3 separate regions of the Homo sapiens genome follow, and all the other regions are linked to region 2. A link is a contact called in ENCODE Hi-C or POLR2A ChIA-PET data. All regions are on one chromosome and are shown on one strand. The core of a region is the stretch at or near the end of the contact, and the rest is flanking DNA. Distances in the headings are between cores, read along the strand shown.

Region 1 (3,736 bases), core at 142-2,641, 650 kb before region 2:
TTAGAGACACGGTCTTGCTGTCACTCCGGCTGGAGTGTGGTGACACAACACAGCTCACTGTAACCTCAAATTCTTGGGCTCAGGCAATCCTCCTGCCTCAGCCTTCCAAGTAGCGGGGACTACAAGCCTACGGGCACTTACCACCATGTCTGGCTAATTTTTTAATTTTTTGTTTTTGTTTTTGTTTTTTTTTAGAGACAAGGTCTCACTGTGTTGGCCAGGCTTGTCTTGAACTCTGACCTTAAGCAGTCCTCCGCCTGGGCCTCCCACTGTGCCGGCCCACCCTCATTTCTGAAAGGTTTTGTTAAACAAAGTTTATGAGAGGCCATTGTTATGGACTAGCCTCCTGCTCTAGGCCCCAGAAAATCAGACCAAACCAGAATGAAGTCGCTTGTGCTAAGTGACATATAATCAAACTGAACTTTGAAATGGACCAGTTTTCCAAAAAACAGGAGATTTCAGTCAACCTCAGTCAGTGTAGTAAGGAAGTCCTCTCTGTTTTAGTCCTATAAGGAAAGTAACTTTGAAACAACCAATCTATCTTTTTTTCTCTGTTTCCGCTTTCTTCATACTCACCAGGACACTCATTCTATTTTATAGAATGATGTGTTGCTTGATTCTAGAATTGCAAATAAAAGGCAATTACATCTTCTAAACTAAATTTGTTGTAATTTTGTCTTTTGATAGTTTAAACTATGGGATCAGAAATTCAAAGACTATGAATAAAAATTTCAAAAGAAAGAAATAGTAATACCACCAATAAGAAGAATAATTAAAAAGGTACAAAGAAATTGGATGCAACATTGTAAAAAGAGCCATAGTTTGGAGCTGAGCTGACATGAGCTAAAATCCTAGGTGAGTAACTTGTTAGCTATGTGGCCTCTGAAAGTCAGCTCAAGAATCTGAGCTTGTTTCCTCACCTCTAAAATTGAAAAAATAAGGCCTAACTATCAAAGTCATTAACAAGTCATTGATAATGCTTGGCCTATTTTAATGTTCAGTATCTGTAAGTTGATACCATTAAAGGATGCTTGAGATGCCAACTACTATATAATCTGAAACAATAATGATCTTTTTTTTCCCCACAAAGATAACAAAAAACAAACACAAAAAAACAACAGTAAGCTCTGCCAGACATGTAAAACCAATCAAACTATATAATGAATTAAATCCTTTCCCCATTAAAAAGACGTATCAGTGTACCTAACACAATATAGGAAAAGAAACACACCTTATTTGGCAAGAGATATATTCATTCTCCAGATAAGAGAAACACACATTGAAACCACTTCTGCTGGATTACTCTGGCCAATAAGAGCGTCTGAAACTGTTCTATGTACTATGCCCTGCGATAGAAACACAGTTACCTCTCCCCTTTCACGTAGTTTTCATTTGTGGTGAGATTCTCTCCCAGGCCACAAGACATTTCCTGCTCGGAACCTTGTTTACTAATTGTAAGTACTTTACAAGTAAGAACTTGTTTTAAAAACTTAGCATTCAAAAAAAAAAAGCTTTCTTTAAAAGTTATTTGATTTTCTTGTTTTTTTCTTAGCATGTTATATTTTGAGTTTCAGCTAAAAGACTAAGGTTTTCTTATCTAATTGCTTTAAATTTATACATTTAGTCAAATTCAACAATTTCTTGCTAAGCATTTTGCCAAATGCCAGGCTTTTCAAAGTAGTGTAAGATCCCAGCCTTGAATCCTCATCAATTGCTGCTTTCTGCAGCAAACACATATTATACATTGTATTTAGTAACATGATCATTAATTTCACTCTTTATTTCAATATGTATGCATGTTGACTTATGCCGGTCTAATTTCTTTCTGCTTTACAAATATTCTATTTTATCCATTCAAAGTATTTAGAAACAAGATATGGAATTTTGTAGATTTAGCTAATGAATTATAAGAATTCTTGAATTCTCACTATGAAAGTAAGAAAAACAGACTAGAATTCTTCAAAATTAAATTCTGGTGCTTCATTTATATGTATAAAGAGAGATGGAGAGATTATGAAATGGAAATGTTTCAATCAAAGCAAAAAAATGAAATTTAACATCAATAAACAGTAGAAGAGAAAAATCTCAATAATATGTCTAGTATCTGGATTAATCAATATTAATAATATGTATTAATATTACTATAATTAATATCATGTATTATATTAATATTAATGTATTTTATTAAGATAGTGGGCTGTCCTCAGGAGTGAAGTGCTCATAGAAAGGAGAGACAAATACAAGATTGATTCTTAACTAATAGATAAAATTAAGGTGTTTAAAATATGAGCCAAATACTGCAAGATTTCCTGACATTGAGACCATTCCACAGAACTTCCTAAAGAAAGGTATTCTAGTCTCATTCTCCAAAGCTTGCCCACCAAGATTCCCATTTCACTACCTCCTGCCCCCATTTTTCCTGCATTTTCCAAGGTGGCCCCTGCCAACTTTTTTTTAATCACTCTCTCTGCTCCTGTGGGGTTAAAGATGGCATGGAACAAAACAGCTGTGTGGTCACACCACAACGGGCAGAACTGCTGGCCACAGATAGGAAACCTCAGGCATCTCCTTAGCCCTTACCAAATCCAGCCCAACACGTTTACACACCCTGGCACTCAATAAAATATTTGCTGAATTAAATTGGATCTGTAGTTATTAGTAACAGAAGAAAAATAAGGCCACTGGTCGTGGGTTACAAAATGTGCTCTGCAAGGCCACTGGCATTAGAATCTTGTGAAGTGCCCAGGATACTGCACAGGCCCGCACCTGAAGGGAGAGGAGCTAGTTTGGAATGTGCTCCCGGGAATGCGAGAGGGTCTAGCATGGGCTTCATCGCATGGAGGAAGGTGTACCGTTTTTCGAATTCTCACCGAAGCAGCTACGTGCTCACCAAGCCGTGTCTGTGAGAAGGGCCACGTTTTTCTAGTTCATAGGACAAAAGCCTATGGCATAAGGGCAGCAGCCCTGCGGGTGCACGTTACAGACTTTTAGACCCTAGCTCATTCTATCTAAACCACAATCTCTGAACAGTGTGTAGAATTCTACATTGTACAGATTCCTCAACCCTAGCTCATTCTATCTAAGTCACAATCTCTGAGCAGTGTCTAGAAATCTACACGTTAAAGAGCAGTCCAAGTGGTTTTACTAATAGTAAGCTTTGAGGACCACTGAACTAAGGAGACAAGCTGGTACCTAAGGTCCTAGGAACTCTAGATTTTCAAGGACGTTTTCTCTCCACTTATTGCTGACCTTTTACCTTGAATGGCTAAGGCTAAAGACTTCATGGCTGAAGCAAAGAGAATTGTGGTTGTTTGAACAAGCAACAATTTTACATTTGTTTCTGTTTTACATTTGTTGCAACTTAAAAGATACCTTGAATTTTTAAATGATCACAGAGGCGCGTACAAATGAGTGTGTTTGCTTTCTCATCTGTTTTATAACTTTCAAGAAGGTATTTCTTTGAATAAGATATCTCACGGGAGAAGTTATTAGACCCTTTTTAGAATCAGCTAGAAGTGACAGATGGAAGTCCTGGATAGCAGTTCCCTTTAGGACTACTCTTCTACGCAGGGATAAGCCGAGTAGACTTCTCCACCAATATAGGTAATCTGTGCTAGAAAGGAACTTACAATAGCATCAGAAACCTCCTGGGGCCCCCCATTCTGCTCCAGTTCCTAGTGCTAATATTCACAGAAGCACCTGGGTCCCTGCAATCTCCCACATTCAAAAGAGGAAG
Region 2 (3,719 bases), core at 1,165-3,664:
CCTGAGGTGAGGAGTTCAAGACCAGCCTGGCCAATATGGCAAAACCCTGTCTCTACTAAAAATACAAAAACTAGCCAGGCGTGGTGACAGGTGCCTGTAGTTCCAGCTACTTGGGAGGCTGAGGCAGGAGAATCGCTTGAACCCAGGAGGCGGAGGTTGCAGTGAGCTGAGATTGCACTACTGCACTCCAGCCTGGGCAACAGAGCGAGACTCCATCTCAAAAAAAAAAAGAAAAAAAAAACTCACAAAGCAATTACATAAGTTTCCACATTAAGGAACTAGAAAAAGAAATGCAAATTAAACCCAAAGCAAGCAGAAGGAAATACGATTAGAGTGGAAATAAACAAAATAGAGAATCAACAAAACCAAATGTTCTTCTTTAAAAAGATCAACAAAATGGATAAATCTTTAGCTAGACCTCATAGGCCCTCCTGACCTCCTCAACTTAATCTTACTTCTGTTCCCACCACTCCACTTAGACTGCAGGGCCACTGCTATTCTCAACTGAATTCTTAGCAGCAATTGATAAATTTGAATAGTTCCTTCTTTAATGGGCTCCCCTGCCACTCTCCTGGTTTTCCTTCCTCAGTGCCCAATACTTTCCCATCTCCTTTGCTGGTTTCTTTGCTTGGCTTGACCTCTAGTGTTGGAGCCTACGGGCTGTTTAGGCTCTCTTCTCTATCAACAGACTCTTCCTAAGCAACCCCATCCCATGGCTTTTAATAGCATCTCTATGCCAGTGAACTCTCAAATCTGATCTCCAGCCAGGCCAGCATTCTGAACTCTAGACTTATATCCAACTGCTCTTCGGTCATGTTGACATCAGGATCTACATTGGCTTTACATTATTATCAGCAGCACTGCTATTTTTCCAGTAGTATCATCTATCCAGTTGCTTAAGCTAAAAATGTAAGAGTTACCCTTTCAAATCCAATCAATCAATAAGTGGTCACTGTCATGTCTAAAACCTATTCTGAATCTTTCCACTTCTATTTCTGCTTTTACCACCCTAAGGCAAGCCACCACCATCCCTTACCTTCATTACTACAACAGCCTTCTCAGACCCAGTAGATTGACTCTCTCAAGTGCCAATTTTACCCCCTAATTGGAGAAGAGATGGAAGTGTTCTGTTTGGAGAGGTTGCAGCAATGGGGCCTGGCATTCCAGAGTCTGGCCAGCGTCGTGGGCATGAGCTACAGTGGCAATGGTAGCAGGCTTCCTGAGCTAACCACTGTGAGGTGTCCTCTAACTCCACAGTCCAGTGGTAGTTGCCCTGACTCTTCTCCCAGTTCTTCCACTGATGTTGTATACACCTAACTCCTTGTGATTTTTGCCTGCAGCACTCAACCCTGATATACTTAACTCACCTTCCTGCATGCAGTCATGCCCACTTATAAACCATTCTCCATTCCATACAGAATTCCTTAAATATGTAAACCACTCAGGTTATCTTCTGCTCAAAGTCCTCCAGGGGCTTTTTACCATACTTAGAATACAATTCAAACTTCTTACTGGAGTACAAAGCACTATCATCTGGCTTCAGCCCACTTCTCTGATGGTATCCAGCCACTGGGCTCTCAATTCCTGAAAAAGGCCAAGCTTTGCCCTAGATCTGTGCTATGCTGTTCCATCTGCATGGAACACCAGTTCTCCTAGTTTCCTACATGTCTTCCATGTCATTTAGATTAGATGTCACCTTCTCATCACCCCTCCTGTAAAGTTATTCTACCCTGTGTTCTCTGCAGAGCGCTTACTAGTATCTAATTTTTTCTTGTCTTAGTCACCATTGTTTCTCTTCTCGAAAAATGTATGCACAATGGGAGTAGAGAGGAACTTTGTCCCCTCATAGCAGATCTGGGATGCAAGGTAAATGCTTAATAAATATTTAAGGAATAAATTTGGGTTGAATTTGTAAGGTAGAAATTTTACTTCTGTCAGTTACTCCAAGTGTTTTAGTAAAAACTCCACGTTATTCTTAAATATTAGGTTGAGGATAATATCACTTTGCCATCTGGGCACAGGTGGTAGGTTAACAAACTTTTGGAATATATTATACTCAACTTTGTACTCGTGGGAATAAAAAAAGCCCTGAAAACAATCCCTTTTTAACACTGCCGCTGGAAAAAGGGGCTAAAAATCACTAATTTTTTATTGAGGAAAAGGAATATTAGATAGTTGGATTTCATTCAGGATTACTGCCATTTTTTCCAAACTACTCCAACTCTTGCAACATCAAGCTTTTGGCTTGTAAGGATAAACAAAATATAGTTTTCTCTCTCTTAGCTCCATCTGCTGTATTTGGCGGGCGACGGGGCGGGGGTTGGGGGAGGGGGGGAGGAGGGGTGGAGCCTCACACTTCATATCAAGTCTGGAGAAACAGCACCATCTGCTGGGGAAAGGCTGCCGTGCATCTGCCCTGGCAATAAGCCAGTGGCTTTCAACCTTTCCTTGTGCAACTACACATTTGACATTCTGCGTAGCAACTAAAACCCGCTTTCCAGACCAAAAAGAAGTCCTGCTACTCCAGAAATGTTGATAAGATTAGAGAATCTTCTGTTAAGGGCTTCTCTTCTAAAAAACCAACCTGGGCTTTGACCCAAGATTAGAAATCAGCGCCACTGTAGGAAAGAGAACAACAGAGGTACATCTGGATTAATAAACAGGAATAAAAAGAGCCACAACTTTAAGACGCTTTTGTCCTCCATATTCTCTGCAAACAAGAGGCTGAGGCCTTTGTCCTCTTTTTGGAAGTTCCAGAGGTTTTTTGCCTTCCTTCCCCTCATAAGGACTATGAATTCATCTGACTTCATCTTCTAGCTCATTATCCACATTAAAAAAAGTTTTTTAATGATGCATAACTGTGCATATTTATGGGGTACACTGTGGTGTTTCAATACATGTATACATTGTGTATCACTGCTTACATTCTTAGATAGGTATTTTTCCTCTCTTGCCAATCTACTTTATCTTTCAAATTCTTCCTACGACCTTTCTCCATCATTTGTGAATGGTTTTCCTAGGATCTAAAAACGATTCCATTCAACTAGTTTTTCCCTTACTTTGCAAAATAAATCTGATACTTCAATTTTCTCTTAATTCCTGAAATCTATTGATTTTCTGTCCTCCTTACTCAGTGTACATGGGTAGTAAAATGCCTCTCCACCTCAATCCTTTGCTGGCTAGATGCTGTGTGCCTTCCTTTTTATTCAATTCCTTTCTAATCTAGATCCTAGTGCCTAATCTTCTCATTTCTTCATTTTCCAACTACTCCTTAAATAACATTAAGATATACCCCTTTCTGCCATCTGCCTATGAGCTTTCCAAAAAAGGTATTAAGTTCATCCTTTTATTACTATTTGTGGTTTTATCATCATTTACAAATTATTCCCATTTCTAAGATGTACCTAAACTCATTTCCTTTCTTTTTTATTCATATATTTTCATAGACCCTAGATTTCTTAATTGGCTACTAGATCAAAATTATCAACATAAAATCTTTTATATCCCCTGTCCTCTCATAGTTCTAAGACTTCTTTTTCCTTATTCAAAGCATTTCTAAAATTGCTCCTCCAGGATTCGTGAGTTTTTCTTGATTAGTTAGGAGAGTAACTCCCTCCTTCAAGCATTACCTTAGAGACCTCAAAGTTAAGATTCTCAAAAATATAAGGAACTCCACTCATATCCTGAATGCTTACTATCCAAATGGAATAGTAACCTTA
Region 3 (3,467 bases), core at 102-2,601, 610 kb before region 2:
AATGTATAAGGTCATGATGCAAATGCTTTGGAGATAGTGAAACTGATCTGCACAACATGGAAAAAGATGTCATGTGCACAGAAGTTCTGCAAGGATTCACTGAGCCATCTGGGCTTCCATGGCTTGTGCTGTCCATTCTGGTGCTGTTTGACTAATTTTCTCCAAAAGGTTATTCACTTGGAAACAAAGTGATTGGATCTGCTTATCCCACGTTGGCAGGGCTTCTCGTGCTAAGGGGAAAAAAAATGTACAAAATTAAAATTATTCCTTTGTATTCACAGCAACTGTGAGTTAAAAGATATATACTTTTTACATGCCTATTCTTGGAAGAGGCATGTTCCTTTTAAATACCTAAAAAACAGAAAAAAGCTATTCAAAAAAAATAAAAACAATAAATACTTTTCTTTTTTGAGATGGAGTCTTGCTCTGTCACTCAGGCTAGACTGCAGTGGCAGGATCTCGGCTCACTGCAACCTCCACCTCCTGAGTTCAAGCGATTCTCCTGACTCAGCCTCCCAAGCAGCTGAGATTACAGGCACCTGCCACCGTGACTAATTTCTGTATTTCTAGTAGAGATGGGGTTTCACCACCTTGGCCAGGCTGGTCTTGAACTCCTGACCTCATGATCCACCCGCCTTGGCCTGCCAAAGTGCTGGGATTACAGGCATGAGCCACCGCGTCCAGCCAATACTTCTATTAGCTTTTAAAAGTCTAAAACTCAGGCCAGGCATGGTGGCTCACGCCTGTAACCCCAGCATTTTGGGAGGCCGAGGCAGGCAGATCACCTGAGGTCAGGAGTTTGAGACCAGCCCGGCCAACATGGCAAAACCGTGTCTCTACTAAAAATACAAAGATTAAAGAATTAAAAAAAAAAAAAGAAAAGTAAAAATACAAAAATTAGCCGGGCGTGGTGGCGGGCGCCTGTAATACCAGCTACTCGGGAGGCTGAGACAGGAGAATCACTTGAACCCAGGAGGTAGAGGTTGCAGTGAGCCAAGATCGTACCACTGCACTCCAGCCTGGGCGACAAGAGTGAAACTCCATCTCCAAAAAAAAAAAAAAAAACCTCTAAAAAATCTTGGCTAATAAAACTAAGCTATTTAAACAGCAGTTAAGAAAAGTGTTTTTTCTTTTTTTAAATTTCTAGCATTTCAAAAGTACCCAAATTACTGGCACAAGGTATAAAACAAATACATACAGATGCATGTTATTACTACTACTAGTGAAAACGAAATAAAACCGACTAACCCAACAACCTCAACCACAACAAAAAAAGACTGAGGCTGTCTTTTCATCACCAAGGCTTGCAGATTCCTAAGACACTGCCACCTACTGGGGAAAGCAAGTCTGTTTACACATTCAAATCTGTACTTGACTGAAGGATAAATATCATACCATTTAAATCCCTCAAAAAAAGTCATCTTGAATCCACCAGGGTTTTCTCTTACCAACACTATATAGTTAGAAATAAAAAATTGAGAGGAATGTCCCATTCAAAACAGTACCAAAATTTACAAAAAAGGGCACATATTTAGTGAAAAAGCAACCTATAAAATCTTTTTTTTTTTTTGAGACGGAGTCTCACTCTGTCATCTGGGCTGGAGTGCAGTGGCGCGATATCAGCTCACTGCAACCTCCACCTCCCAGGTTCAAGGGATTCTCCTGCTTCAGCCTCCCAAGTAGCTGGGACTACAGGCATGCACCACTACGCCCAGCTAATTTTTGTATTTTTAGTAGAGACGGGGTTTCACCATGTTGGTTGGCCAGGATGGTCTCAATCTCTTGACCTCGTGATCCGCCCGCCTCAGCCTCCCAAAGTGCTGGGATTACAGGCGTGAGCCACTACGCCCAGCCGCAACCTATAAAATCTTAATAAAGGGCAAAAGATAACTTGAGTAGACACAAATCACATTCCCAGGTGGAAATATACAATAACATAAAAATATCAATCCTTCTCCTTTAATAAATAAATTTAAAGAAATCCCAAAGACAATCCCCCTTTTTTTTTCTATTTTGCTTTCTAACCAGGCCAAAATTATTAAAGTTAACATAAAAAAATTGGTGTTTGAGAATGGCCAAGATAATTCTGAAAATGAAAACCAGTGGTGGAATTGAGGTATATACATCCAATGAAATGCTATTCGGCTATAAAAATGAATGAAGCACTGATTACCTGCCATGACATGGATGAACCCTAAAGATACTATGCTGAGTGGAATCAGCCAAAAGGTCACATGTCACATATTGTATGATTCCATTTATATGAACTATCCAGACTAGGTAAATCCAGAGACAGAAGATGGATTGGTGGTTGCCAGAAGCTGGGGGAAGGAAGGAATGGAGAGTAACTGCTTAAAGGGCAAGGGCTTCCTTTGGAAAGATGAAAATGTCGTGAAACTAGACAGAGATAGAGGTTGTACAACATTGTAAATATACTACAGGCCATTGAATTGTTTACTTTAAAATGGCTACTGTTCTGTTAGGTGAATTTCCTTCTTTTTTTCTTTTATCCTGTAGAAATGGGGTCTCGTTATGTTGCCTAGGCTAGACTTGAACTCTTGAGCTCAAGCAATTCTTCCACCTCAACCTCCCAAAGCATTGGGGTCACAATCATAAGCCACTGTGCCCAGCCCATGTGAATTTCAATTTAACAAAAAAAAAGGAGTGGGAAGCAGGAGTTGCTTTACCAATACTAAAATTTATTATAAATTTGTTTATTACCATATTATTGCAGATCAGTGGAACCAGAGTACAGAAATAGATGCAAACATATATGTGGAACCTAATCAGATATGTCAAAGATCACAATTTAATCAGAAAGGATGTTTTATTTAATAAATGATACTTGGATAATTGGCTATTCACCTAGAAAAAAACAACTAGACCATAACCTAAAATTATCCACAAAAATGAACTGTAGATGGATTAAATTCCTAAATGTAAAATAATATTAGAAAAATTTAGGAAAACACTAGTTTTATTCCAAGGTAGAAGAGTCTTTCCTAATCAATACAGGAAATTCAAAAGCCATAAAATAAAACATTGACCTATTTGAGTGCAAAAAAATTTAAAAATGTGTTTATGTTATGTATTGTCTTCCAGAAGAAAACCTGACAGAATTCGGCCGGGTGCAGTGCAGTGGCTCATGCCTGTAATCCCAGCACTTTGGGAGGCTGAGGCAGGCTGATCACCTGAGGTTGGGAGTTCAAGACCAGGCTGACCAATATAGAGAAACCCTGTCTCTACTAAAAATACAAAATTAGCCGGGCATGGTGGTGCATGAGCGTGGTGGTGCGTGCCTGTAGTCCCAGCTACTTGGGAGGCTGAGGCAGGAGAATCGCTTGGACCCAGGAGGTGGAGGTTGTGGTCAACCGAGATTGAGCCATCGCACTCCAGCCTGGGCAACAAGAGCGAAAGAAACTCCATCTCAAAAAGAAAAAGAAAAAGAAAACCTGACAGAATGGAAA

Evidence for each region. A loop is a pair of places that touch in the nucleus more often than their neighbours do. ChIA-PET counts read pairs that join two places held with the same protein, here RNA polymerase II (POLR2A). Pooled maps may share reads with other maps.
Region 1: a map of naive thymus-derived CD4-positive, alpha-beta T cell shows a loop between it and region 2 (5-fold over the local background). The contact joins the promoter of PLAC8 here to the enhancer-like site in region 2. A Hi-C loop is called at or near these places in 1 of 168 maps with a recorded cell type or tissue (naive thymus-derived CD4-positive, alpha-beta T cell) and 6 of 50 pooled maps. POLR2A ChIA-PET finds 5 or more read pairs at or near these places in 1 of 52 experiments (A549).
Region 3: a map of CD4-positive, alpha-beta memory T cell shows a loop between it and region 2 (4-fold over the local background). The contact joins two enhancer-like sites. A Hi-C loop is called at or near these places in 4 of 168 maps with a recorded cell type or tissue (CD4-positive, alpha-beta memory T cell, CD8-positive, alpha-beta T cell, sigmoid colon and 1 more), 3 of 37 single-sample maps with no recorded cell type and 10 of 50 pooled maps. POLR2A ChIA-PET finds 5 or more read pairs at or near these places in 1 of 52 experiments (MCF 10A).

Annotation. Positions count from the first base shown.
Region 1 is chr4:83,112,384-83,116,119 of GRCh38, reverse strand. PLAC8 (placenta associated 8) reads left to right here and starts at 1,391. Exons shown (of 5, transcript NM_016619.3): 1 at 1,391-1,454.
Region 2 is chr4:82,461,251-82,464,969 of GRCh38, reverse strand. No RefSeq gene overlaps it. Among named protein-coding and RNA genes, the nearest start is that of ENOPH1, 33 kb to the right of the region's middle. Within about 2 kb of position 2,414, at least 3 of the 41 ENCODE cell types and tissues checked have a DNase peak (open chromatin) inside an H3K27ac peak, as active enhancers do.
Region 3 is chr4:83,072,060-83,075,526 of GRCh38, reverse strand. It overlaps COPS4 (COP9 signalosome subunit 4), which reads right to left. Exons shown (of 10, transcript NM_016129.3): 10 at 1-230. The coding sequence ends at 97. Among named protein-coding and RNA genes, the nearest start is that of COPS4, 39 kb to the right of the region's middle. Within about 2 kb of position 1,351, at least 2 of the 41 ENCODE cell types and tissues checked have a DNase peak (open chromatin) inside an H3K27ac peak, as active enhancers do.